Linked DNA regions of Homo sapiens: regions 1, 2, 3, 4, 5 and 7 are each linked to region 6. A link is a loop called in an ENCODE intact Hi-C map of the cell type or tissue named here. Cell type or tissue: PC-9. All regions are shown on one strand.

Region 1 (4,000 bases), 84 kb after region 6:
TTTCGTATAGTTGAATTTCTAATTAATTGAAATTTTCCTAATGAAGGCTTTCTATTTTGTGCATCATAAAATGATAATGAATGATTAGATTAATATTTTCTCTAAGTCTTCTCCATGAAGCAGAATTGAACTGTGAATGTGCATCAGTGTACTCAGTGCTTGCAGTTCTGCAAATGACTGCCAGTCATGTGACAGACTGTTTCATAGAAACAGTCAGATATGACACATTTTATACTTCAGACCTTAAACATGTTAGATGCATACAAAGAAGTATTTTAAACATTTAAAAAGAGGAAAATCCAGCCATATATGACAATGTGGATAAACCCACAGGACATTACACTAAGTGAATAAGCCAGGCACAGAAAGGCAAATACCACATGATTCTGCTTATATGATGGAACGTAAATAATTGAAGTAACGGAAGCAAAGGTGAAGGTAATTTCCAAGGGCTGGGGATTGGAGTAAATGGAGAGTTGCTGTCAATGGTATACAATTTCAGTTAAGGAGGATGAATAAGATCTAGAGATTGCCGTACAACCTTTTGCCCGTAGATTACAATACCGTATTGTACATACAAAAATCTGTTAAAAAGATATATTTCATATTACATATTCCTACCACAGTTAAATTAAATGGCTGTCTAAAATGGGACTAGTTAGCCAAAGAAAGAGAAAAAAGTAAATTTGTATAATTTAGAAATCAGTAAACTATTTTTAATAAAGAAAACAATTTAAAAAATAAATGCAAACCTTAACACTCTAAAAAGCAAGAAACATTTTTTCCACTTAATATTTTTTCTTTTCAATTTTATGTCACAGAATACCTTATACAAAGAAGGATCCTCAAAAAGTTTATTGAGTAAAAGAATAAGATTAATTAATGAATGAATAGCAACTATTTATGCTCATTTTCCTCAAGGTATATTACATCAGTTACAGAAAGTCCACAGTGCAGAAAATTTTATTTCTTTTTCTTTCCTACAGTGAAGGATGAATGTAGATGCTTGACCTGGAAGTTCCTTGGGCTTGTCGGGGAAGAGGTTTTAATGACCACATATGAGACATGATCTTTCCCTCCTGCTAACGGGGATCTGAAATGAGGAAGCCAGAGGAGAGGACACATGTACAGAGCAGGGCGGCGTGCAGAGGTGTTGGAGGAACTGACTATAGCCGGTTACTAAACATGAGAACAGGGACAGCTGCTTCCCCCATATGTATAAACAGGTAAAATCATATTTACCCTACCTGATATCAGTGGGCATTAAAGCAGATCACATGTAGAAGCAGCAGGGAGTGCCTGGGAAAGGCCTGTCAGCTCTGCAGGGCCTGAACCCCTCTGTCTGGCAGCACCCACCTCATGGTCATTTCCTGAGTGGGGCAGGAATGTTTCAGGCATTTCCTTGGGAAACCGGCCTTTCCCAGTAACTCTCCCTGCAGGCCACCCCTGCCTGCTCTACCCATTGTCAGACCCCAGGCTCTGCTGCTTCCTGCACCATTCCTGTCCTACACAACCCTGAAATTAAAAGTGGGGCAGGTGGAACACAGTCTCCACATGCCCATATCCCACCTTATTTTTCTCTGACAACCCCTGTCACTTTCTTGGCACTGACTCCCAGCCCTTGCTGCCCCAGCCTCTTCACCCTCCACTGCCCATGCAGAGGCAAAGACATTCTCTCCTTGATGCAAACTGAGGTCCCTGGTGTGCCTACCTTGCCCTGGGCAGTCCCAGGACCTACTCTGAATTCCAACCGCCTCCTGATGCCAGCACGCAGCCAAGCATTCCCTTCAGCCGTCCTCTCCTGGGTCACCCTCCACCCCTCCCCAGGGTTCCCCACAGCTTTGTGGAGCCACAGCACCTCCAAGTGGCCAAAGTTCCAGTCTCATGGATTCACACCTTCTGACCTGATGAGCTCAGCATTGTCTAAGTCAGGAGCAGAGATGCCCCTACACCAACCCCTGCAACCCACACCCTCTCACACACACACTCTCTATTGCTTTCCCAGAAGGGTTGACTTAGGGTGGAACTTCAAATTCACCCTTGGCCAGTGAAAACAAAAGGGCACATCTTGATTGCACAATAAACTGCTGCTACATCATTGCAATGAGTATCCTAAGATGGAAGAGAGGAGCCAGAATTATACAGGCCACAGGGTGAAACAGTGTGAGGATATCAAGCAGATCCAGACTGGAAACACGACATTCCAGAGCTCCCTTTGAATAATCAGAGCCACACCTTTTCACACTTTGTATTTAGACTTTTTTTTTTTTTTTTTTTTTTTTTTGAGACGCTGTTTTGCTCTGTCACCCAGGCTGGAGTGCAGTGGCGCAATCTCAGCTCACTGCAACCTCCACCTCCTGGGTTCAAGCCATTCTCCTGCCTCAGCCTCCTGAGCAGCTGGGACTACAGGTGCCTGTCACCATGCCCAGCTAATTTTTGTATTTTTAGTAGAGACGGAGTTTCACCATGTTGGCCAGGATGGTCTCGATCTCTCGATCTCGTGATCCACCCGCCTCGGCCTCCCAAAGTGCTGGGATTACAGGTGTAAACCACCGCGTCTGGCCTATATTTAGATTTATTATTCCCAGATTTTAGATAGCACATTCTATAAAGAGGATTTTTCAATTTTACAAATTTATTTCTGAATTTTAAAAAATCTTGAAATAAACGACCCTATGAGCTGTATATAACTTAGGCAGATTCAATTGGGTCTGATATTTCCTTTCTTTACCCAGAAGTACCTAGGAGCTCTGCCAATGACCCAACACCTCTTAGTAATGCCACCCTGAGAAACTATTTCCATGCGGCTGAGTCTCCACAGAAAACACACACAAACACACACACAAACACACACACACACACACACACACACACACACACACACAATATCTTGGGTTTTTTTTTTTTTATTTTACTTTAAGTTCTGGGATACATGTGCAGAACGTGCAGGTTTGTTACATAAGTATACATGTGCCTCGGTGGTTTGCTGTACCCATCAACCTGTCATCTAGGCTTTAAGCCCCGCGTGCATTAGGGATTTGTCCTAATGCTCTCCCTCCCCTTCCCCCAACCCCCCGACAGGCCCCGGTGTGTGATGTTCCCCTCCCTATGTCCATGTGTTCTCATTGTTCAACTCCCACTTATGAATGAGAACATGTGGTGTTTGGTTTTCTGTTCCTGCACACACAATATCTTTTACTCAGAAAGGATGATAAGATTCCATTACTGAGCTTAACTAATTTTTATTTCAGTTTTTTAGGTTGATTTCTGAGAAGCATCTTTGATGATGTTCCAGTCTCATCAAATCTCTAAAAATGTGGCTGTGGAAAGTGTGGTTATGCTGAATAATTTGTTTTTTCAGGATCATGAGACTGGATGAATATTACTACAACACAATTTTATTTGCTCCAAAAGAGTATTTGCAAATTCCAGCCTTAGAGTTAGGATACTTTATAGCATTGGTTATCAATTCTGACTATGAAGACACAATTGCTTAGAATATTGCAGAAATTATATGAAAAACTGACACTGTCTCTAAGAATCTTCATTACATTTTAAGAAAGAGGAGTCCCATTGAAGGGAAGATGGTGATTAATGATATTCCAGGATTCTATATAAGTATGCATTAACTTTTTCATTTTACAAACTTCAGATACTATTAATTATAAACTTGGCTTTTCTTATGAAAATAAAGAAAAGAAAGTGATACAGTCCAGGGCTGGGCGCAGTGACTCATGCCTGTAATCCCAGCACTTGGGAGGCTGAGGCGTGGGGATCACTTGAGGTCAGGAGCTTGAGACTAGCTTGGCCATCATGGTGAAACCGTGTCTCTACTAATAATACAAAACAAATTAGCCATGCATGATGGCATGTGCCTGTAATTCCAGCTACTCTCAAGGCTGAGGCATGAGAATAGCTTGAACCGGGGGGATGGAGGTTGCAGTGAGCCAAGATCATGCCACTGCACTCCAGCCCAGGCAACAGAGTGAGACTCTTGTCT
Region 2 (4,000 bases), 130 kb before region 6:
GATCATTAGAAAAGGAAAATGGGTTTTAAATTGTTTGAAAAAATTAAAATCCAAGCCCACTTGTAATATTTTCTCACTATCCATTTGCCTAATCAGGATTAGGATGAGTTCAATAATAATTTGAGGTGCTAAATAACAATCAGACTGGGAAAATGAAACTTATTATTAGAGTGAATTTCAGGACTGTTTGCAAAAACATGGCTGAAACATGAGCAGAATATTGGAATCCAGATATTAAAAGAAGGCAGTTGAACCAGGTAGAATGTATTATACCATTAGGTCTCATTAAAAATTACATATTCCAGGCCAGGCATGGTGTCTTATGCCTATAATCCCAGCATTTTGGGAGGCCAAGGCAGGAAGATCACTTGAGCCAAGAAGTTTAGGACCAGCCTGGGCAACATAGTGAGACCTGTCCCTACAAAAAATGCAAAAATTAGCTGGGTGTGGTCATGCACACCTATAGTCCCATCTACTAGGGAGCCTGAGGCAGGAGGACTGCTTGAGCCCAGGAAGTCGAGGCTGTAGTGAGCCGTGATCACACTGCCATGGCACTCCAGCCGGGGTGACAGAATGAAACCCTGTCTCAAAAAGAAAAAAAGGCCGGGCACAGTAGCTCACACCTGTAAACCCAGCACTTTGGGAGGCTGAGGCAGGCAGATCACTTGAGGTCAGGAGTTCAAGACCAGCCTGGCCAACATGGTGAAATCCCGTCTCTACTAAAAATACAACAAATAGCCAGGCATGGTGGCAGGCACCTGTAATCCCAGCTACTTGGTAGGCTGAGGCAGGAGAATCGCTTAAACCCAGGAGGCAGAAGTTGCAGTGAGCTGAGATTTTGCCACTGCACTCCAGCCTGGGCGACAGAGCAAGACTTCGTCTCAAAAAAAGAAAAAGAAAAAAGAAAAAAAATAGGAATACATATTCCTATTGCAGCAACTGGAAGTGATCTTAAAAAATGTTCTGTATCGGCTGACAGATATCTATTTATAGTGCTAACTATATTTTTTACATTAAAAACTCAGACCCTATGTGAACAGAAAATTAGCATTAACCTCTGATAATGGACTTAGCTATTCCACTCTAAAATGAGATTGTTTTAAAGTGGTTGGAAATTTATAAATGCTAGACAAAAGCAACCTAAACTCATCACCACCATTACCAACGTCACCACTACCACCATTGCTAGCATCATCATTGAGCATCCTAAAAGCCAGTAGTAAATGCATTTTTATTCACTATTTTTATTTTCATCAGAAAGACTTGTTTCTCTTACTATAAGAAGGGATATAAAGATGTGGCCTCACAGTCAGAGTCACAAACCTTTCAGAGCAGCAAGATAGGCAAGAAGTCTGCTTTATAACCAGGGCAACATACACTTTAAAAAATAAAAATAAATATGAGAAACACATAGTTTGAGTTCTGTTTAAAAAACTTCAGAGATCCCCCAAACCACAAGTATTTTCACCCAAATCTTCTTGGAATACTCTTGTATTTCATGAGTTAATTCTGGTTCTTTATCTCCCCTCCCTTGGGGGAGAAGGCACAGGGAAAGCCTTCCTTTTGGGCAGCTGTGAGTTGAGAGGAGAAGGCTATGGTTTTGCACAGCAAGGGCACGACTGTGAAGCACTGTGTCTTGGCTGCTGGCACAGAAATAAACTCCAGAATCCTCCAGTTCTGCAGGCTGCACCTTCAGAGTAGAATACGTCCCTCCAGTCCTTTCAGCTAAGAATCGATTGTTGGGCATACCGGACTCATCCTGTTTAGACTCTTTCACAAAATGTAACAGAAATTTTATTTCTTTTCCCATAACACGTCGATACCAATAAAGATTATCATGTCCAGAAATTGGGTCACATCTCAGAGTCACAGTCTGGCCCTTCTCTATTACGCTGTGGCTGGGGAACTGAGTAACTCCAGCTTCTATGTGCTCTGTGGGAAGAGACAAAAACAGAATACATGACATGAATAGACTGGGATAGGGTACAGCACAGATATTTAAGTACCTGAAGACTCACTTGCTCCCAGGAGACAAAGGGACACTAAACTGAGAAGCCTGGAAACCATGGCAGGACCCAGGTAAATCACATTTCCAGATGAAGGAGCTTACAAGCATGAGAAAAAGGAAAGCAAATCTGTCTCTTGGCCCTGTAAGATGTGGCCTCCAGTGACATCAGCATATTAGCCAATGTCCACAGTCTCAGGAGCTCCCTCTACGGACATGAAACATAGAAGACCTAGCCAGGGTTCTCTGAAGAAGATTGCCTCTAGAGGGGGCAATGGAGAAAAACTGACATCAATTAAAATCAACCTGTTTATGCATTTGACTAGGTGTTAACCTTATATATACCACTCGTAGCTCCTGAGTCTGATGTCTGGATCCTACCTCATCCCATCTGGCCCTGTCTTCCCTCATGTATCACATCCCCATAGACTGTGGGGCATTTTAATCTACGGTAGCTATTGTTGCTATTGCTAATGATCAATACTTACCTCCAAATTCTCTTTTCCCATTATCTCTCTAATGCACTCCAATCAACATTTTCCCCCCACCACTCTCAAACAGCATGCTCTAAACATGAAAGATTATCCTCAACTTTACTCCACCAACAGCCTTCCAGCTGAAAACCTTAGAGTGGTTCCCAAATCCTCTTTTTCTATCCCACCCTATAGCCAATCCATTAGGAAATTCAACTGGCTCTATCATGAAAATACACTCAGAATCCATCCATTTTTTCATCACCTTCTTTGCTAACCCTCAGGACAAGGCCACCATCATCTTTTTCCTGGATTACTGCAATAGATTCCTAACTGATCTCCCTGCTTTCACCTACTTCTGAACTAGCTCTCAAACTCAGCCCTCTAGAACATGCTAGATCATGTCACTCATCTCCAAATCATCTACTAGCTCCCAGTTTTATTTGGAATAAGAAAACAAAACAACAAAGCACTTAAGGCCATCAAGGTCTTAAATGATCCATCCTGCCCCATTACCGCTTGGAAATAAAGCCTACCACTCCCTTCCTTAATTTTTCAGTCATATGGGCCTCCTCATTGGTCCTAAAATATTTTTTTAGGGTATTTGTACTGGCTCCTCCCTCTGCCTGGAATTCTTTTCCCCCAGATACCTACATGTCTCTTTCCTTCATCTCCTTGAAATCTTTGCTCAAAGGTCACTTCCTCATTGGGCCCTACTCTGAACAATGTATTGTCATTTCAACGCTCCTTACTCTGACAGTCCTGGTCTCCCTCACCTTAGTCTGCCTTTTCTTTTCTGCATTGCAGGTATCACCTGCTAATACACTATATGCCTTACTTATTTGTTTATCTCTGTCTCTCCCTCCCCGCAAAAATGTAAACATCAAGTAGACATGAGTCTTTGTCTTTTTCTTTTTAGTATGTGCACTGAGAACATAAAACAATGCCTTAAATTCTTTCAAGAGGAGGTACTGCTGGAATAAAATCTTGAAAGGAGACTAGACTTTTCCAATGAACTATGGAAGGCACACCCCAGACAGGGGGACATTGAAGTCTCAAAATTATTTTCTTTCATTATAGTTTGAGATGGGTGTCAGATAAAAACATGACAGCAAGGTTTGCAGAAAATATTATAAGAACATGAGTTTCTTGGCCTAGTCTCAGGTTAACTGGACATATTGGAGTGTGTTAATTTTGAGTGGCTGCTATAAAAATTACCACAAAGTTGCTGGTTTACAATGACAGAGATTTATTCTCACAGTTCTGGAAAAGTCCAAAATCAGTATCAATGGACCAAAATCCAGGTGTCATCAGGACCGTATTCCCCCTGGAGGCTATAGGAGAGGATTCGTTCCTTGCCTCTGTTTCTAGTGGCTGCCTCACTCCTTGGCTTGTGTTCACCTCACTCTAATCTCTTCTCCTGTGGTCACATTGCCTTCTCTTCTCCATTTGTGTCTGATCTCCCCCTGGCTATCTCTTATAAGGACACATGTAATTGCATTGAGGGCCACCAGGCTAATCC
Region 3 (4,000 bases), 56 kb before region 6:
CCATTTATATGGAGTTCAAGAATAGACCAAGCTAGTCAGTGGTGATAAAAATAAGAAAAGTTTTGGCCAGGCGCGGTGGCTCATGCCTGTAATCCCAAAAATTTGGGAGGCTGAGGCGGGCAGATTTCAAGGTCAGGAGATCGAGACCATCCTGACTAACACGATGAAACCCCGTCTCTGCTAAAAATACAAACAATTAGCCGGGTGTGGTGGCAAGCATCTATAGTCCCATCTACTCCAAAGGCTGAGGCAGGAGAGTGGCGTGAACCGGGGAGGCAGAGCTTGCAGTGAGCTGAGATCACACCACTGCACTCCAGCCTGGGTGACAGAGTGAGACTCTTGTCTCTAAATAAATAAATAAATACAATTTTTATCTCTGGGATAGAAATTGATTGGAAAGGAGCATGACGACACTTTCCTGCATGACAGAATTTTTTTTATAATCATTTCAGTTACTATTGCACTGGCATATGCATTTGTCAAAATGTACCAGGATGTCCTTGTATTAATATTTCTGTTTTACTCTCTATTATACTTTAATAAAAAGTATTACTAAAAAGTAAACAGCTAAATCATAAAATATGGGATTCACTTACAAATGTATGCTTGTATTCTGCACAGCCCAATTTAAAAATGAATCACACAAAAATAAGAAAAGACAGGAACACACATATCTGTGTAAGTTATGGAGAATGTGAGAAGTGCTTGGTGACTGAAGTGGCAACATTGAAATTTGGCATCAAAATAAGCTCAACTGATGAGTGGGCCGAAAAACAACTAGGATCAAAATCAAGGAAAGCTGTAGACAAACAAAAGCTTTTTACAATATCTTCATATGCTATTGAAATCATTCTGAGAACCATGAGCTGCTACAAATTTCATAACTTGGGAAATTGGGCATTCATCAGTCTCACAATTCAGACTTTCCTTTCATTTTGGCTTTGAACAGATTGGCCAATTTTTGAATTGATTTTTTTGCCCAGCAAGCAGCCTGCTCCCCACTTTGTGAGTGGGGTACTGGGAGACCCGGCACTCCCCCTTTTCAGCCTCACAGACGGGAGTTGGGCACAGCACAGACACACGGAGTTCCCTGCACGTGGGGTTTGAACTCCCTGTGAAGCCCAGCTATGGACCTCCCAGTCCTACAGTTAATGGATCCCAACTAAAGAAACCGTGCCTCTAGGTGTCTGCTTTACCTGTTAGTGCTAAAGAGGGATACAGGCTGGAGAAAAATAAAATGTTTGCTCAATATTATTCTGTAATATTTTACAAGAAAATCAATTGAGGACTTCATGGATTTTCATCCAAGCCAAAGTCATGATAATAGCTGAATTCCTTCCTTAATCTACCCTGAGAGGACTCAGACACTGCTTGATGCCCACAAATACTTAGTAGAGACTTATTTATAGTCTCCTTTGTAAAATTCTACTAGTCTATTATCTTCATCTCTAACGGCACAGTTTGGTGCATCTACTAATATTTTCCTTCAATAGTTTGTTTACTGAGGTGTTTCAGAAATTTTTGTCAATACTTTTTGTCCTCCAGAGAACATGTGCTTGATTTCCAATGGAACCTCAGCCAAGTTGATGTTATCAGTAAGACTTATGAACTTGGAGAATCCCAGATCACTCAAGCAGGTTAAAGCTGTTGCCTGGCCAGACCTGCAGGGAAGATGAGGTGCAGCAGAGACCCACTGGGCTCAGGGCACAGCCTGCCTCTCACTTTTCCCTTTTCCTCTGAGGCAGTTGCTCCTCTGTCTGCACATGCCCCGACACCAAGGCTGCCTGGCCAAAATTCTTCAACTGTAGATCTGATTAAAGATTAGAGGGACTTCCTGCCTCTTGCATAGCTGTAGGTAGCCTAGCAATAACTGAAAACTCCTGCAACATCTGCATAATATTGAATACAAACCCTAATTTTTCTTAACCTTTTCCCTCCTAGGCTGCTCCCCCAGACTGCCCAGAGCCCTTTACATCGCAGTGGACCACACTGCCATCTTGTGGCCAATAAGTGAAGCTTCATCATTGTTTAATTCTGTAATGGCCCAAGGAATGCTGGGAAGTGTCTGCAGAGTGAGCTGCCAGAATATTCCAGAGGTGCCATCCCGCAGGTTTTATGAGCAGCTTCCCTAAACCCTAAGTCCTACATTAGTTCTAACCCTAATTATTGCTTTGAGTTACCAATCTTGATATCCCACCCTCATTCTGAATAACTCTTATCACATAGCTTCAGTTATAGCCAAACTTTTTCTCCCTTAAAACTACCATCTAAAGAAAGAGGAACAGAATGAGAGGAATGAAAGGAAATAATATTTGGTTTTAAATAGTAAGAAGACACAGACGTTGAAGTATAAAGAGATTATTTAATCTGAATCACTAAAGATAAACAAAAACATCCTCCAAAAATGACAATGTTACCCCAAAAGTATAGATCAGCAAAAGATGAAGTCAAATGTCTATTAATAAAAAGTAAAATTGAAATATATAAAACGAGACCTGTTACAAGACAATAAGCAATGGTGGAGGGAGCAGTACCTAATGCAGAAAATAAGGATGGATATAACTAAGAGTAGCAAAGGGACTGCTATAGGAAATGATCACCTTGTACAATGCACATCCACTGATCTGAGCAGCAAACAGGGAAGAGATGACACTGGAAGAGGCAGAGGAGCAGCGGGAGATGAGGACACGCTGATGCAAAATAGTATCATAAGGAAGCAAATCAGCCAGGGGACTGTGGATTAGATGACTTTGCTTTCTCCTGTCTCCCGTGACAGCTGAACTGGACCATTTTCCTCTCCAAGGATTTGCTCCTGCACCTGAAGTTAGATGCCCCTGGGATTTGCTGCTTTTCAGGTTCCCATGGATGAACTCCCTCTCCTTCCTTGTTGACCATGGTCTGAAGGAGAGGTCATCTCTCCCTCCCCTTCAATCCCACAGTACTGGGGATTGGCACAGACTTCTCAATTGGCATTGACCTCTCTCATGGCATGCTCACATGCCCCCTAACTGTGCCTTTTCATTTCCACTAGACTGAAAGTTAGATGTGGGCAATGAAACTTAACACCTTTATCATAAGATACACAAGTAACTGCTTTCAAAATTATTGCTGTTTCTTTCACTGCCTTGGGTTACAGCTGAACAGGAAAAAAAGGCACAATTTCTTAATGTGACTTAACCACAAAAACCTTCCCAAGTGCCAAAAACAATATAACTACCAAGGGATTGCTCTCCTCATTGGCGAGATGGAAAAATAAACCAAAAAAAAAAAAAAAACAAAGAAAATATTGTCAAATACTTTAATGGAGACACAGAAACCCAGTCCCTCTTATACAAACATCACTGTTTGGCCTCCCTCTACCTGAGAGACAGACAGAGCCATTCCTGTGCCCTACACCTGGCAGGAAAGCCCTGCTGGAGCCTGTGGGGAGCTGGTGAGGATGAGCCTTGGTGATTCTGCCCCAGAGCAGGGATTCTCAGGGAACTCTGGACAACTTCCAGGGACTGAGATGGAGAGTGGCCACACTCAGTCCAGGAGAGGAGAATACTGAGGATGTGATCCTTCTGATCTCTCAGCCTAAAGTAAAAGCAGAGTCATTCCTGACTGGTGTGGAGCTGCTTAGTTTCTAAAGCAAAATAGTCCTTGTTTCAGGGTCTGTCAGTGACATAGAAGAATAGCGGGGCTCTATGTGGTTCACAACCCAGAGTTGCTGCTTGGCCATCTCTGTTCCCAATGACTCCAGCATCTGAATATTCCATGTGAGGAAAGATAATTTGTAAATAATGAACTGGTTCAGTGATACCTTTAGGTACATTCAAAATAGTTGTCATGTTCCAGACTGGCATTCTTGAAGGAAACACAGAGCTACAGTGCAAGAGAATTTGGGAGTTGAATGGAAATAGGAACAATTGACGGCCCCTTAGGTGATGGGTTCTAAGAACAAGAGTAGTGGGGAAATAAATTCTGAGCTATATTGGCCTAGCTCAGAAATGGCATAAGA
Region 4 (4,000 bases), 74 kb after region 6:
AGAACCATGAACTGTCATCAGTCTCATATATTAGCCTTTCATTTTGACTTTCAGCAGATTGGCCAATTGGTGAATTCATTTTTTTGCCAAGCAAGCAACCAGCTCCCTTTTGCACCGGGATATGCGCTTCTCCCTTTAGGTGCTAAAGAGGACTACAGGCTACAGGAAAATAAAATGTGTGTTCTATATTATTTTATAATATTTTACAAGAAAAACAAGTTAAGGAACTCATGGATTCTAATCCAAGCCACAGTGATGGTAAGAATTAAGTTCCTTCCTTCATCTATCCTCAGAGGACCTCAAACAGGTACTCAGTAAGAGTCTTACAATCTCTTTGATAATTCTACTAGCTGATTATCTTCAGGTCTAATGGCAGAGTTTGTTGTATTTATTAACATTCTCCCTAACTGGATTGTTCTCTTGTGTGTTTATAACTTTATAACAAAAAAAATGGATTTTCTTGTCCTCCACAGAACACATGCTTGGTATCTAAAGGAACCAAAGCCAAGGTGATGTTATGTATGCTACCTGAGAATCCCAGATCACTCAAGCAGGCTAAAGCTTCCCAGCTGCTTTCTGCTTTTTTCTTCTCTCCTGAAAAGAAAGTGAAATATGAATTTCTTGTTAGAAGCTACCATTCCTTTGCACAATTACCAGAATATTCCAAATTGAGCAAAATAACATTACGTTGTTTGCATTTACACATCCGCACTACAGTGACAGACCCAGCTCACTCTAAGTTTTATGCTGCAGGAGCACACATAGAATGAGATCCCATTGCTGGGAAGTCTGGGAAGAGCTTCAGAAAGGGCAGCTTTTTCTTCTGGTTGAGACACGGGCTTCCATAAGGAGTGCCCACCTCCAGCCTGTGACTGCCCTTTTTGTGCAGAGGGCAGCTGGCTGTGCAGGGCTGCGGATGTGCTGCCACAGTGGTACAGATAGGTCTGGCTGGTGCTGGTGGATGCCAGGATTGGGGAAATGCTCAAGCTTGTTTCAAGAGACACAGTACCCCTCTGTGACATCAACTTTGGTCCTGCTGTGACCACTGCCTGAATAGTGGATAAGCTTCAGCCCCCGTCTTGGGTCTTGTCGATATCAGAACACTGTTCCTAACCTGAGCACATTCCAGGATCATCTCTTTCTTCTGTACAATGTGATATCTTGGCATCTGGGTGATCCCAGCATCAATAGAGCCTGCTGGAGAGGCAGACAGAAAGTGAAGACAAGACTTAAGAAATAGGGGGACTCTGCAGAAGAAAGGACAAAAAAGGCTTGTAGCCCAGACATTGCAAACCCATGACAGGGTTTTGCAGCTGTTTCCAGAACTTATCTGCTCCCAGGAGACAAAGGGTCACACAGAAGAGTTTGGGGTTCATGGTAGGGTCAGAGTGAGGAGGGGCTGGCCCAACTAAGTGCAGTGATCCTCAGGACTGTGAGCTGGGGCTCGGAGGCTGCTCCCTAGGGAATAGTCTGGTGGGCCTGTGGTGTCACCCCCCATGCCTACGGAGTCCAGCTGGTCCAGGGCCTTCTGACTGGTCTCAGGCAGGATCCACCTCCTCTCATGAAGGCTGTTGCCCGGCGAGGTCTGCAGGGAAGATGGGGTGCAGCAGAGACATACTGAGCTTAGGGCACAGCCCGCCCCTAGCTTTCCCACGTTCCTTTGAGGCAGTTGCTCCTCTGCTTGCACCTGCGCTTGACACCAAGGCTGCCAGGCCAAAATTCTTCAACTGTGGATCTCATTAAAGATTAGAGGTATTTCCTGCATCTTGCATAGCTGTAGGTAGCCTAGCAATGACTGAAAACTGCTGCAACATCTGCATAATATTGGATTCCAGCCCTAATTTTTCTTAACCCTTCCCTTCCTAGGCTGCTCTCCCAGGCTCTCCCCAGAGTCCCTTAGATCCCAGTGGACCACAGTGCCATCTTGTGGCCAATACGTGAAGTTTCATCATTGCTTTTGCAATGGCCCAAGGGATGCTGGGAAGTGTCTGCAGAGTGAGTGAGAGACTATTCTAGAAGTGTCATCCTGCAGGTTTTATGAGCAACTTCCCTAAACCCTGATTCCAACACTAGTTCTAACCCTGACTATTGCTTTACTCAAAGCTTAATATCCCACCCTCATTCTAAATAACTCTTATCACATAGCTGCAGTTAGAGTCTAATTAATATTTTCTCCCTTAAAACTATCATATAAAGGGAGTGGGATAGAATGGGAGGAATGGAAGAAAATTGGATTTACTCTTAAGTAGGCAGAACATACAGGAATTGAAGTGCATAGTTATTTCATTTCATTACCAAAGATGAAATACATGTCCCCCAAAATAACAATCAATGTTACCATAAACATAAAGATTAGCAAAAGATTAGGATGATAATGAGATTGCCTTCAAGATGGCATCAAATACGTATTAATAAAAAGTAAAATTTGAATGTAAAAAGTAGGATCTTTTGTAGGCAACAAGTAATCTTGAAGGGAGCAGTATCCAATGTGGAAAATAAGGATGGATAATGAAGACCAGCAACGAGCCTTCCACAGAAAATGATTAACATATACAACGCACATCTGCTGATCTGAGCAGCGGACATGCAAGCAATGATTCTGGAAGAGGCAGTGGAGTGGTGTGAGATGAGGATCCCCTGGTGCAAAATAGTATCATAAGGAAGCAAGGAGAGAGAGGAGGAGGTTTATGAGCAGGAAGGAGGCGATTGTGTCATGCTGTGGTTAAGCTGCTGGCACGGAGATACGCGGCTGAGTCCCCCTGCTCTGTGCGCTGGATCTTCAGAGTAGAGACGGATCCCTCAGGCCTGACTGCAAAGAACCGATCTTTGGGCAGCCCTGAGTCATCTGCCGCACCCGTGCCTTGGAAGTAAATTAGAAACTCTGGGCCCTGCCCCAGGCTTTGTCGGTACCAGTAAAGGGCAGTATGACCTGAAATTGGATCACACCTGAGCTCTACATCTTTTCCCTTCTCTGTGACCTTGTTACTGGGGGTCTGGGAGACTCCAGCACCTGTGTGATCTGCGGAGACACAAGTTGAGAACAGGATGAGGAAAACAGTTGTACTCATCACACACACACACACACACACACATACAGACACACAGAATGAGACTGGTTGGTGTCTGAGGACTCACCTGCCCCCAGGAGGCACAGGGCTGCCCAGCAGAGGAGCCTGGTGCCCATGACAGAGTCAGGGCAGGATGGGAGCTTTACCAGATCAGGGTCACTGTGAGCAGGAGCAGAGGAGGAGGGACGTCCTTGTCCTGACACAGAACAGTACCCACAGTGACATCACTTCCTCTCTCAATCCCCACAACCTCAGGAACACAGGATTTATATTAGAACACACTTGGATGACTGCTTTAGATATTTATTAGCTCCCTTTAAACAACATCAATGCATCGGTCTTCACTTTGTGCTCTAGAGCTGTCTGGAGCTACAGGCCTCATGCTGCATTTCTGAGTTTATCTCCTCACCACACAGGCGCTCCTCTGTCTGCTGGGCATGTTCTCTAGGATGTGCCAACAGCGCCCCCAACACAAGGCACCAAGGGATGAGCTCATTGTCTTTCCTGCAAGTCAGGGTCCCCTATGCCATCCCCATTGATGCCCCAGCCTCCTCCATCCCCCAGTCACACGTGCCCAACGGGGCTGTCCCAACACATGGGTTCCCTCACAAGCTGCACCTCATGCCTTTCTTCTGGGACCACTTCCCACCTTTGTTGACTATAATTCAGAAAAGATACCTTATTGGAAAACTCATAGTCTTTTTTTTTAATTTTTCCACTTGTAAATATATTTTCCTCCATCTCAGTGTTTAATGAATGGGGATTATAATTCCTACTAAATGGTTATTTCTGATCCTCTTTCTTTCATTGATTTTTTCAGTCTATTCCACTAGGAGAGATTTATCTTTTCTTTTTGACAGCTTTTAGAATCATCTATTTGTCACTTATGTTCCACAATCTCATTATAATATAAACATTTATCTTATTTCATA
Region 5 (4,000 bases), 350 kb before region 6:
GGGAGGAATAGGCTATGTGTGCACATATTTATTTTGGCTTCACTCTCTGCAATCCTAACATGCACAGATATTATATTATCAGATTTATTAAAAACTGAGATTGAACAACTGTTCAATGAAAACTGCTCTTGCGTTGGCTATAGCTATTTTTCATCATATGTTCCAAATGTTCACTGCAAGCAAACTATATTTACCACTTGATTTATCATTTAAATAAATGTTATAAGAGGATTAATTCCATTTTGAAATGATAAAAAACAAAACATTCCCCTATACATATGGTGTATTCAAATGCAAACAAAAAAATGTGCTACAGCCAAAACTGTCAGAAGCAAGAACCCCAACATTAACTTGGAATTGTGTTACTGTAGCATCAGCAACAACAACAAACATATGACATCACTAGGCCCTGATGAAATGGGAAAGTGTTACAAATGCTTTATTTGCTTAAAGCTTATTCTCCCTGTTCAGCCACTTTTACGGCTTTCTTTCCTGGGTTTTCATCTCAAACCGCTCCACCACATCCAACCCAAACTAAGTAATTGTTCTGAATATGAATCCTTCAGAATACAGAGCATGGCAAAGACAGAGGGAAGAGGAGTTTCCAAGGGTGTGCTGGTGTCCTCCAGGCATCTGAAGGTCTTTTGTCCCATTTCAGCAGAATGACATTTTAGCAGCTACCTAGCAGAGTCCCATGCTTAGCTATTATGAATCCTTACTATTATGAATTCGTGGCTTGACTGTGTTTTTTGTGGCTCGTGATCCCTTCAGCCCCTACCTTCCACCCCATGCCATTGTAAATCTCCCAATCTTTGCTGCAGACATAGGGAGTCAAAAAAAAAAAAAAAAAAAAAAAAAAAAAAAAGCCAACATATGTAAGAGTGCCTGCCTGCAGTGCACCAGGCAAAATGCATCTTTCAACAATTTTTAGATATTGTCATCATTATTTTCACTTTATAGATAAGAAAATTGAGAATCAGGGTTTGCTTGAGAGTTCCCAAGCCAGCAAGAAGCAGAGCTGTGAAATGAACCCAAATCCATATGATTCCAAGTCTCTGTGATGTTTCCTATTACTCATATTGCATTTAGAGGATAAATTAGATCTAGTTGGCCCATTAGAGACACATGGAGCAGATTCCAACTTTGATCAGTTCAGGAGTTAATTATGCCTGTCCAGGTCTCAAAATCTGTCTGCCAGGGATGAAGATTATGCAGGCGATCCCTTTGGCTGTCATAGAAGCTTCCTGCCCTCAGAACTGAGCATTTCTGCTTTGATTACCCCAAAATACCTGAATCTCTTGAGCCCTATCCTTTCATCTCCCAGGTAACATGTCTAGCTCTAGTTTCCAATTTCAGATAAACTAAAATCTTTTTTCATCCTTCTATCAGTATCACAGTTTCTCTGAAGCTTTCCCAGGCTTCTGATGTCTCCCGGGGGAGCTGGAGAGTTACCTTTAGTTTACAGGTAAATAATGAGTCATTAAATATATTTACATACCAGGATGTCAGCAGGAATGCAAAGAAGATAACAAGTGCAGAGTATAGCTGGTTCCCAGGGAGGCTGGGGGTGATTCACCACACTCTTAAAAGAAGACTAGCCTCATTTCCTCCCCAGCTCATGGGGTAGGATTCCTCTGCTCTGGCAGCAGATCTCCCAGAGGGAGCAGCCTGACCACATCACTGGCCCAGAAGAGGAGGCGTCTGTCCCCCAGACTAGCTGAAGGAAAGGCTGGCTTGGATGATGCTCTGCTCTCTCCTTGCCCTTCTCCTGGGCACTTTCTTTGGTGGGTGCCCTCCTCTCTGGCAAGCCTCTTTTCTCATCCTCACCCTCACCCCAATCCCGTGAATGCAGAGTCTGAGCTGTTGGTTTGACACTCTTGAGTCTATTCCTGATTGTCTGGAACAGATATGGGAATTTAGCCTTAGGGGCTGATCTGATGATTCTTAGTTCTCTCTATCTCCTGAGAAGGAGTTCGTTCTGTTGGTCTTCCCTGGCCCAGGGATGCTTTGCATCCTTGGCTCCCCCAGTCTACTCCCCATGATGGATTCCAGGTGCCTGTGTCATGCAAGAGCTTGAGCTGCCCCTCTGTCTGGGGAAGGCAAGCCAGGCTGGGGTGCTCCTCTGTAAATGGCACTTTATCTTTCCCACAGGGGTCAGATCTCAGACTATTCATCAATGGCCAGCGACCCTGGTGCAGCCTGTGGGCAGCCCGCTCTCTCTGGAGTGCACTGTGGAGGGAACATCAAACCCCAACCTATACTGGTACCGACAGGCTGCAGGCAGGGGCCTCCAGCTGCTCTTCTACTCCGTTGGTATTGGCCAGATCAGCTCTGAGGTGCCCCAGAATCTCTCAGCCTCCAGACCCCAGGACCGGCAGTTCATCCTGAGTTCTAAGAAGCTCCTTCTCAGTGACTCTGGCTTCTATCTCTGTGCCTGGAGTGTCACACTGAGCTGGGTGGGGCAGACATCTGTGCAAAAACCCCACCCTCTCCTGAGCCCTAACCATACTCCCCAGGGGCCTTCACTTAGGGACTGGGTGGAGGATATTTGTAAGTAGGTTTCTGACTGCTGGCCAATGTGAAAGCAATGGAATAAAGCGAGAATTCTACAAAAGACTCTACTAAGTTCTCAGGGAGAACAAAAAATTGTATGTGTGCAGAACCTGTGATTTGCCTGCACATAGTCAAGTTCTCAATGTATGGATGTCCCGGCCCAGGCTACCATACTCCAGCCCTCAAGGTGTGCTATACCTTGCCTGATTTTCTAGTCTTCCAAATTCTTCTATGTGTGCCGTGGGGAGGGGGTTTGTGCATATATGGCTGAGAGAAAGGATATACCTGTGGCAGGAGGTGAGCTGGTGAACAAACGGGAGGATGCCAACCCAGGTTACTTAATTGGTTAATTTCATCACCTGGAGAGTCTCCTGTCATTGATCTTTCTGCTGAGACTAGAAATTATGGGGAGGCTTAGACCTGAGGCTTTGAGTCAGGCAAAGAGGCAAGATGTTCAGGAGACTGTTCTCATTCGAGGCAGAAGTGTGGTTTTGTTAGTATAGGTAACATGCACTTAGGCCAGACGTGGTAGCTCATGCCTGTAATCCCAGCACTTTGGGAGGCTGAGGCAGGAGGATCACCTGAGGTCAGGAGTTTGAGACCAGCCTGGCCAATATGGTGAAACCTGTCTCTACTAAAAGTACAAAAATTAACCGGGCGTGGTGGCAGGCGTCTGTAATACTAGCTACTTGGGAGGCTGAGGCAAGAGAATCACTTGAACCTGGGAGGTGGAGGTTGCAGTGAGCCAAGATCATGCCACTGCACTCTAGCCTGGGTGACAGAGCGAGACTCTGTCTCAAAAAAAAAAAAAATAAAAATAAGCTTGCACTTAGAAATTTTGGTGATGTTTGAGGTTTTAAAAAATGTCCTGTTGTACTATCTTGTAGCCCTTCCTTTGTAGCAAAGACAGACAGATGGTGATCCAAGAGATACGCAAGAAGAGGACCGTGTGTGTAATGGTTGAGCTCTAAAAAAGAGAAATCACTTGGATGGAAATGAAGGAGAGGAAAAGGCTGATGTGGATGGCTGGGAAGAGGTTCGATGGTTACCTTGGCAACTGAGCTTCCTTCCTCATCCCCATCCCTCCCTAGTCCTTGTTCTTAAAAAGATTTTCTTTCTAATGTCCCTTCCCCTCCACAAGGGGGCACAAGATGTCTTAAAATACTCCATTCCGGGCATCATTTAACCTAGATCAATCCAGACACGTGCATATTTCTAGTATCATTTAATCTGAAGTGGAAAATCTGAGATGTAGACACAGAGTGATCAAGAACATATGGAATAATGCCCAGGGGTCCCTACTGAACTTTAAGGATCACCTATGTATTAAGCAGCTATTATTTGCTGGACACAGTGAGTCATTTTGAGGATTAAAAAGAAAAATAAAATGTACTCGAGATGGTGTTGGGCACAGTCATAGCATGATTTAGTCAAAGCACTTGATTTT
Region 6 (4,000 bases):
ACAACAGCCTCATGGTGCCATATTTTCTTTCAATTTCTTTCCTACTGCTATAGAGAAATACCACGGACTGGGCAATGTATAAAGACAAGAGGTTTATTTGGCTTATAGATGTGGAGACTGGGAAGTCCAGGATCAAAGGGCCACAGCTGGTGAGGTCCTCCTGCTGTTATCCAAGGCAGAAGGAAGGGGAAGCAAGCACTTAAGACAGAGAAAACAGCTGAATTCATCCTTTTTATTGGAAGACCATTCCCAGGAAAACTAAGTCACTCGCCCAATAAGGGCATTGATTTCTTTCTGAGGGCAGATCCCTTATGACCTAGTCATAGCTGTCCCACCTCCCAATACCATTCCACTGACAAATTTCAACATGAGCTTTTGTGGGGACACGCAAGCATAGCACACACATCTACACTATGAGTCAGTATTTCCACTCTTAAGTGTAGGTTTTAAAAGAAGAAAAAAGAATGCATATGTCCAAAAGAAAGATTTCCACAAGAATGTTCACAACAACTTTATTCATAATAGTTGAAGACAGGAATAACATGGATATCCATCAACAAGAGAATGCACAAAAAATTTGTGGTATATTTATGCAATGGAATATTAGTCATAAGAAAGAATGACCTACTGATACAACAATATGAATACACTTCAGAAATACTAATTTTGGAGAAAAATAACTAATAAAATATGATTCCATTTATATGAAGCTGAAGAATAGACAAAGCTAGTCAATGGTGATAAAAACAGAAAAGTTTTTATCTCTGGGATAGAAATTGATTGGAAAGGAGCATGAGGACACTTTCTTGAGTGATGGAAATTTTTTTTATAATCATTTCAGTTACTGTTGCACTGGTGTATGCAATTGTCAAAATGTACCAGGATGTTTTTGTATTAATACTTGTGTTTTACTCTCAATTATACCTTAATAAAAAGTGTTACTAAAAATTAAACAGCTAAACTGCATAAAAGATGGCAGTCATTTACAAATGTATGCTTGTATTCTGTACAGCCCAATTTAAAAATGCATCACACAAAAAGAAGAAAAGACAGGAACACACGTATCTGTGTAAGATATGGAGAATGTGAGAAGTGGTCAGTGACTGAAATAGGCAACATTGAAATTTGGCATCAAATTAAGCTCAACGGATGAGTGGGCTGAAAAACAAGTGAGGATCAATATCAAGGAATGCTTTAGAAAAACAAAAACTTTCTAAAAATATCTTCATATACTGTTGAAATCATTCTGAGAACCATGAGCTGCTATACATTTTATAACTTGGGAAATTGGGCATTCATCAGTCTCACAATTGAACGTTTCTTTTCTTTCTGGCTTTCAACAGATTGGCCAATTGGTGAATTGATTTTTTTGCCCAGCAAGCAGCTTTCTCCCTCTTTGTGAGTGGGGTCCTGGGAGACCCGGCAGTCCCCCTTTGGCAGCCTCACAGAGGGGAGTTGGGCACAGCACAGACACACGGGGTTCCCTGCACGTGGGGTTTGCACTCCCTGTGAAGCCTAGCTATGGACCTCCCAGTCCTGCAGTTAATGGATCCCAACTAAAGAAACCTTGCCTCTAGGTATTCGCTTTACCTGTTAGTGCTAAGGAGGGATACAGGCTGGAGAAAAATAAAATGTTTGCTCAATATTATTCTGTAATATTTTACAAGAAAATCAATTGAGGAGGTCATGGATTTTCATCCAAGCCAAAGTCAAGATAATAGCTGAATTCCTTCCTTAATCTACCCTGAGAGGACTCAAACACTGCTCGATGCCCACAAATACTTAGTAGAGACTTATTTATAGTCTCCTTTTGATAATTCTACTCGTTGATTATCTTCAGGTCTAACGGCACTGTTTGGTGCATCTACTAATATTTTCCTTCTGTAGTTTGTTTACTTAGGTGTTTTAGAAATTGTTGTCAATATTTTTGGCCCTCCAGAGAACACGTGCTTGGTATCCAATGGAATCTAAGCCAAGGTGATGTTATCAGTACGACTTATAAACTTGTAGAATCCCTGATCACTCAAGGAGGTTAAAGCTGTTGCCTGGAGAGACATGCAGGGAAGATGAAGTGCAGCAGAGATGGACTGGACTCAGGGCACAGCCGGCCCCTTTCTTTCGCCTTTTCCTCTGAGGCAGTTGCTCCTCTGTCTGCACCTGCTCTGACACCAAAGCTGCCCAGCCAACATTCTTCAACTGTAGATGTCATTAAAGATTAGAGGGACTTCCCGCCTCTTGCATAGCTGTAGGTAGCCTAGCAATAACTGAAAACTGCTGCAACATCTGCATAATATGGGATCCAAGCCCGAATTTTTCTTAACCCTTTCCCTCCTAGGCTGCTCTCCCAGACTGCCCAGAGTACTTTAGTTCCCAGTGGACCACAGTGCCATCTTGTGGCCAATAAGTGAAGTTTCATCATTGTTTCTTCTGCAATGGCCCAAGGACTGCTGAGAAATGTCTACAGAGCGAGCTGCCAGAATATTCCAGAAGTGCCATCCCGCAGGTTTTATGAGCAGCTTCCCTAAACCCTCATCCCAACACTACTTCTAACCCTGACTATTGCTTTGAGTTACCAATCTTAATATCCCACCCTCATTCTGAATAACTCTTATCACATAGCTCCAGTTATAGTCTAACTTTTTCTCCCTTAAAACTACCATCTAAAGAAAGAGGAACAGAAGGAGAGGAATGAAAGGAAACAATATTTGGTTTTAAATAGTAAGAAAACACAGACGTTGAGGTATAAAGAGATTATTTAATCTGAATGACTAAGGATAAACAAAAATGCCCTCCAAAAATGACAGTGTTACCCCAAAAGCATAGATAAGCAAAAGATGAAGTTAAAAATGTCTATTAATAAAAAGTAAAATTGAAATATATAAAGGAGACCTCTTACAAGGAAATAAGCAATGGTGGAGGGAGCAATACCTAATGCACAAAATAAGGATGAACATAAGTAAGACCAGCAAAGGTGCTGCTACAGGAAATGATCAGCTTGTACAATGCACATCCACTGATCTGAGCAGCAAAGAGGGAAGAGATGATTATGAAAGAGGCAGAGGAGCAGCGGGAGATGAGGACACGCTGGTGCAAAATACTATCATAAGGAAGAAAATCAGCCAGGGGACTGTGGAATGTATGACTTTTCTTTCTCCTGTCTCCTGTGACAGCTGAAGTGGACCATTTTCATTTCCAATGATTTGCTCCTGCACCCTGAGTTAGATGCCCCTGGGATTTGCTGCTCCGCAGGTTCCCATGGATGAACTCCCTCTCCCTCCTTGTTGAGTATGGTCTGAAGGAGAGGTCATCTCTCCCTCCCCTTCAATCCCACAGTACTGGGGATTGGCACAGACTTCTCAATTGGCATTGACCTCTCTCATGGCAGGCTCACATGCCCCCTAACTGTGCCTTTTCATTTCCACTAGACTGAAAGTTAGATGTGGGCAATGGAACTTAACACCTTTATCATAGGATGCATAAGTAACTGCTTTCAAAATTATTGCTGTTTCTTTCACTGCCTTGGGTTACAGCTGAACAGGAAAAAAAGGCACAATTTCTTAATGTGACTTAACCACAAAAACCTTACCAAGTGCAAAAACAATATAACTACCAAGGGATTGCTCTCCTAAGTGGTGAGATGGCAAAATAAAACAAAAAACAAAGAAAATATTATCAAATACTTTAATGGAGACCCAGAATCCCAGTCCCTCTTATACAAACATCATTGCATAGCCTCCCTCTAACCAAGAGACAGATAGAACCATTCCTGTGCCCTGCACCTGGCAGGAAAGCCCTGCTGGAGCCTGTGGGGAGCTGGCGAGGATGAGCCTTGGTGATTCTGCCCCAGAGCAGGGATTCTCAGGGAGCTCCGGACACCTTCCAGGGACTGAGATGGAGAGTGGCCATACTCCGTCTTGGAAAGGAGAATACTGAGGGCCTCTGACCCTCAGTATTCTGACCCTTCTGACCTCTCAGCCTAAAGTAAAAGCAGAGTCATTCC
Region 7 (4,000 bases), 75 kb before region 6:
AAAAAACCCGCAATGTGTACTGCTATGATTTGACTGTGTTCCTAAATAATTTATATATTGAAAACTTGGTTCCCAATGCAGCAGCGTTGAGAGGTAGGACCTTTGGAAGGTGACTGGATCTTAAGGACTCTGCCCTCATAAAGGTTAATCCATTCATGGATTAATGGGTTATAGAAGGAATTAGTTAGTTATGAGGTTGGGTCTGTTATAAAAGCCAGTTTGACCATCTTTCATGAGCCCCCTCATATGTAATGCCCTATGCCACCTGGGGACTCTGCAGAGTCCTCACCAGCAAGAAGGTCCTCACTAGATGTGGGTCCTTGACCTTGGACTTCCCAGCCTCCAGAGCTGTAAGAAACAAATTTCATTTCTTTATAAAATACCCAGTCTCAGGTATTCTGTATGGCAACAGGAAACACACTAAAACATATACCCCTATGTTGGCACAGAGTAGAAGCTCCCGCCACTTGCTAGGAATTAAAAAGTACTGGCTAAGATGTGAGAACTTCCAGTGGGTCTGGAGCCCACAAGTGCAGGAGCTCTCACTGAGCTCAGCAGGGCAGGGGAAAATGTTAGAAAAGAATAGAAGCATCTCTGGGGCTTGGCTAAAGTTGTGTGGCAGCCCCCACCTCCTTCTCCCTATTACATCCTCAAGTGAGATAGGAGGGTTTGGGTACAGAAAGCCAGTAATTCTCCAGGGCTGTGCCTAAGCTGCTGGCACAGAAGTACAGGGCTGAGTCCCCCAGCTCCAAGGAGCTCATGTTCAGTTCAGAATGATAGTCACTGAACTGTTGAGCTGAGAATCGATCAGGGATGCTTCCTTTATCGCTCTGCATCTTTTCATAAAACGAAATGAGGAACTGGGGGTCCTGACCTGGACCCTGCTGGTACCAGTAGACAGTGTCGTGTCTAGGGATAGGATAGCATTTCAGAGTGGCTGTTTCCCTCTTTTCTTTGATCAGATGTCTTGGGGACTGGATGACTCCAGCAGCCACTGAACCTGTGGAGGAAGGAGACAGAAGCTGAAGACTCAGCTCGGGAGAGTTTGACACTTCAGCAACAATTGAACACTGTGGATACAGGGATGTCCCACCTGTACTCAGGACTCACCTGCTCCCAGGAGACAAAGCATGACACGGCAGAGGAGCCTGGTGTTCCAGGCAGAGTCAGGCAGGTCAGGACTAAGCATCTCCCTGCTCAGGTTGCTGGTCTCCTGGGGTGAGAAAGCAGGGCTTTTGCTCCTCCTCACCGTTTTTGGAGGTTTTTACTGTGATGTCACTGTTCTGATGTCATCGTCCTGTAGGCTCCCATAGGCACCCTGTACTCCAGGACTAGCTCAGCTAACTCAGGCTTTCCCCCATCCTGTCCAGCTTCCTGCAGAGCAGGGGAAGCTAGCTGTGCTGAGCGAGAGGGGGCAGGCTTCCGGGCAGACAGCCATCCGCACAGCTTCTGAGATTTTCATCTGAGGCAGATGCTCCTTTATCTCCACCTGGCTTGGGTTATCCAGGCTGCCCTGCTGAAACCCTCATCACACTCCCCATCAAACCTAGGTTGCTAGAGAGGCCACACAAGGCTTCAGTTCATGGCTTCCTGTCATGACAAATACATGTTGCATATCAGTTGATCTGATAAGACTATGATTAACTCTTCCTGTGCCAGCAGTACCTCTGGTTCATCTGGTAATATCCCTGATACAGAGACGAAATCAAGACTGTCTCCCTTAACCCTCTCTCTCTCAGACAGCGCTATCAGTGACCCACTCAGTGGATCCACAGTGCCCCCAAGTGGCCAGTGTGTAGTCACTATGAGGAAGCTCTAAGGACCCTGACTAGGGAGACTGGGTGCTTCCTAAATTAGACCCTCAGGATCTCTCAGGACACAGCACAGCTCTTGCTGATTTCAGGTTTACCTGCCTCAAACTCAAATTTTGCACAGGTTGGTGAGGGAGACATAAAGCAAATGTCTTTTTAAACAAGAAAGAAAAATTTTTCATTTTAATTTAAATTTTAAATTTCATCAAATAATGGTGTAGGAAGGGAGATATCAGCCAGTCATTAAATGCCAGCTGCCATAGGAATGGGGTGAGACCTGGGCAAAGCATTCCCTTTAACCAAAGATAATTCCTGGAGGCAGCTGACAGTGACATGCTATCAGTGAAACAATCATCTAAGCTGGAGAAATAAACACATTAGTCTCATGAAAAGAAACTGCCTACTTATATATCTTTTTTTTTTAATTCTCTAGTCAACTTTTTGTTTTTAGTGAATTGCCTTCTTTATGATTGATGTGTAGGAATTCTTTATAATATGAATCCAGCCCTTTCTCAGATATACATTTATTTTTTCGTAATGTATTTTGAAGAACTTTTTGGGATTTGCATAAAGAACAATTTGCTTTTTTTATGGTTAGAACATTCTTTTGTCCTTAAGAAATCTTTGCCTACCCCATGATCATGAAGAGAGCTTGCTATGTTTTCTTCCAGAAGCTTTCAGTTTCTAGTTTTTCGATTATCTGGGATTTTTTTGTGTCTCTTACTAAATTTTGTTTATGGGAAGGGTCAGCAGTTTTCCTGTAAAGGGTGAAATAATAAATTTTTTAGTTTTGTGCATCATGCAGTATTTGTCTCGACTACTCAATTCTGTCATTGTAGTGCAAAAGCAACCATTGACAATATATACACGAATGACTGTGGCCATGATCCAATAGAACTTCATTTATGTTTACTGAAATTTGAATATCTTAGATTTTTATATGTAACAAAATACTTTTTACTTTTTTTCAATCATTTAAAAGTGTAAAATTTTTGTTAGTTTCTGGGCTGTATGAAAACAGACAAAGGCCAAATTTGGCCCGGAGGCCATAGTTTGCCCACATCTGGTTATGGAGTGAGATAAGGCTAGAGATTCATTATTTTTCCATATTATCCCATTTTTCTAGAACCATTTGCTGAAAAGGCTATTTTATCCTCTTTTTGCTGTTTTTAGTATTTGATCTGGGAATTACATATGCATCTTTGACTTATCAGTTTGCTTGCAAAAATATTCTATTTAACCATAGGATGTCATAAATGTCCTTTTTTAGGTGAAGAAAATTTCTTGTTACTCTTGAGTTTGATAACAGTTTTCTTCAAGAAAGGATATGGAATTTTATCAAATGCTTAAGTTATCTATAGATATGATCATATACTTTTCATATTTTTCATACAGATAAGGTAAATGACATAGTCTGTTTTTTGAATGTCAGACCAACAATGCATTACTGAGATAAACCCTACTTGACCATGTTGTACTATCCCTCTTACATATTGTCAGATTCTCTAGGCTGTAATGGTAAAAGGATCATTGAATCTGTGTTCCTGAGAGATATTAGTCAGCAGCTTTCTTGGAATCTCTTAGTCTCGTTTTGGTATCAGAGTAGTTCTGGCCTCAGAATGAATAGAAAATTATCCCCTGTTCTTCAGTTTCCCCTCAGTCCTGCTTTGGCAGCATCATACCAACTTTGATATATTTTTATATTTGTTCAGTTTAAAATAATTTCTTTTCTGTTGAACATTCTCAAACATTTTATGCATATATAGCAATTTCCTTGAAATAAATTCATTAAATAAAAAACACTCTGGGTCAAGGAGTGTTAGCAGTATTAACTCTTTTGATGTATGCTGCTAAATTACTCATCAAAAACGGTTTTACAATTTACTCTCCCCCCAAAAAAGAAAGATTTGGGCCAGGCGTGGTGGCTTATGCCTGTAACCCCAGCACTTTGGGAGGCCGAGGCAGGTGGATCACCTGAGGTCAGGAGTTCGAGACCAGGCTGCCCAACATGATGAAACCCCGTCACTGCTAAAAATATAAAAACTAGCTGAGCATGGTGGTGGGCACCTGTAATCCTAGCTATTTGGGAGGCTGAGGCAGGAGAATTGCTTGAACCCAGGAGACGGAGGTTGCAGTGAGCCAACACCATGCCACTGCACCCCAGCCTCAGTGACAGATTGAGACTCCGT

Evidence for each region. Peaks named below come from ENCODE experiments on the same cell type or tissue, not always from the same donor. Only the 100,000 strongest peaks of a DNase experiment are listed, where the experiment ranks them.
Region 1: a loop joins it to region 6, with 8 times the contacts of the local background. A loop is called at or near these places in 3 of 110 quality-filtered maps.
Region 2: it touches region 6 in a loop (2.1-fold over the local background); 2 of 110 quality-filtered maps call a loop at or near these places.
Region 3: it touches region 6 in a loop (5-fold over the local background); 10 of 110 quality-filtered maps call a loop at or near these places.
Region 4: a loop joins it to region 6, with 6 times the contacts of the local background. A loop is called at or near these places in 3 of 110 quality-filtered maps.
Region 5: it touches region 6 in a loop (7-fold over the local background); 8 of 110 quality-filtered maps call a loop at or near these places.
Region 7: a loop joins it to region 6, with 9 times the contacts of the local background. A loop is called at or near these places in 9 of 110 quality-filtered maps.

What each region holds. Positions count from the first base shown.
Region 1 is chr7:142,373,946-142,377,945 of GRCh38, reverse strand. It overlaps TRB. Among named protein-coding and RNA genes, the nearest start is that of MIR11400, 99 kb to the left of the region's middle. In PC-9, CTCF peaks have their summits at 1,660 and 1,865 (motif pointing left); DNase peaks (open chromatin) are centred at 2,145 and 3,825; H3K4me3 peaks cover 591 bases; H3K27ac peaks cover 3,305 bases.
Region 2 is chr7:142,585,994-142,589,993 of GRCh38, reverse strand. It overlaps TRB and TRBV14. Among named protein-coding and RNA genes, the nearest start is that of MIR11400, 110 kb to the right of the region's middle. In PC-9, CTCF peaks have their summits at 2,037 and 2,238 (motif pointing right); a DNase peak (open chromatin) is centred at 2,203; H3K27ac peaks cover 338 bases.
Region 3 is chr7:142,514,156-142,518,155 of GRCh38, reverse strand. It overlaps TRB. Among named protein-coding and RNA genes, the nearest start is that of MIR11400, 42 kb to the right of the region's middle. In PC-9, CTCF peaks have their summits at 1,768 and 1,970 (motif pointing left); DNase peaks (open chromatin) are centred at 1,895, 2,852 and 3,285; H3K27ac peaks cover 3,205 bases.
Region 4 is chr7:142,383,563-142,387,562 of GRCh38, reverse strand. It overlaps TRB, TRBV7-3 and the pseudogene TRBV8-2. Among named protein-coding and RNA genes, the nearest start is that of MIR11400, 89 kb to the left of the region's middle. In PC-9, CTCF peaks have their summits at 1,679 and 1,878 (motif pointing left); a DNase peak (open chromatin) is centred at 1,852.
Region 5 is chr7:142,811,029-142,815,028 of GRCh38, reverse strand. It overlaps LOC105375541 (a long non-coding RNA gene), which reads right to left and starts at 832. Exons shown (of 2, transcript XR_001745392.2): 1 at 1-832. It also overlaps TRB and TRBV30. In PC-9, CTCF peaks have their summits at 3,496 and 3,699 (motif pointing right); DNase peaks (open chromatin) are centred at 408, 1,548, 1,978 and 3,698; H3K4me3 peaks cover 940 bases; H3K27ac peaks cover 3,390 bases.
Region 6 is chr7:142,458,046-142,462,045 of GRCh38, reverse strand. It overlaps LOC107986855 (a long non-coding RNA gene), which reads left to right. Exons shown (of 2, transcript XR_001745394.2): 2 at 54-953. It also overlaps TRB. Among named protein-coding and RNA genes, the nearest start is that of MIR11400, 14 kb to the left of the region's middle. In PC-9, a CTCF peak has its summit at 2,379 (motif pointing left); a DNase peak (open chromatin) is centred at 2,245; H3K27ac peaks cover 505 bases.
Region 7 is chr7:142,532,998-142,536,997 of GRCh38, reverse strand. It overlaps TRB and TRBV13. Among named protein-coding and RNA genes, the nearest start is that of MIR11400, 60 kb to the right of the region's middle. In PC-9, CTCF peaks have their summits at 1,578 and 1,783 (motif pointing left); a DNase peak (open chromatin) is centred at 1,737.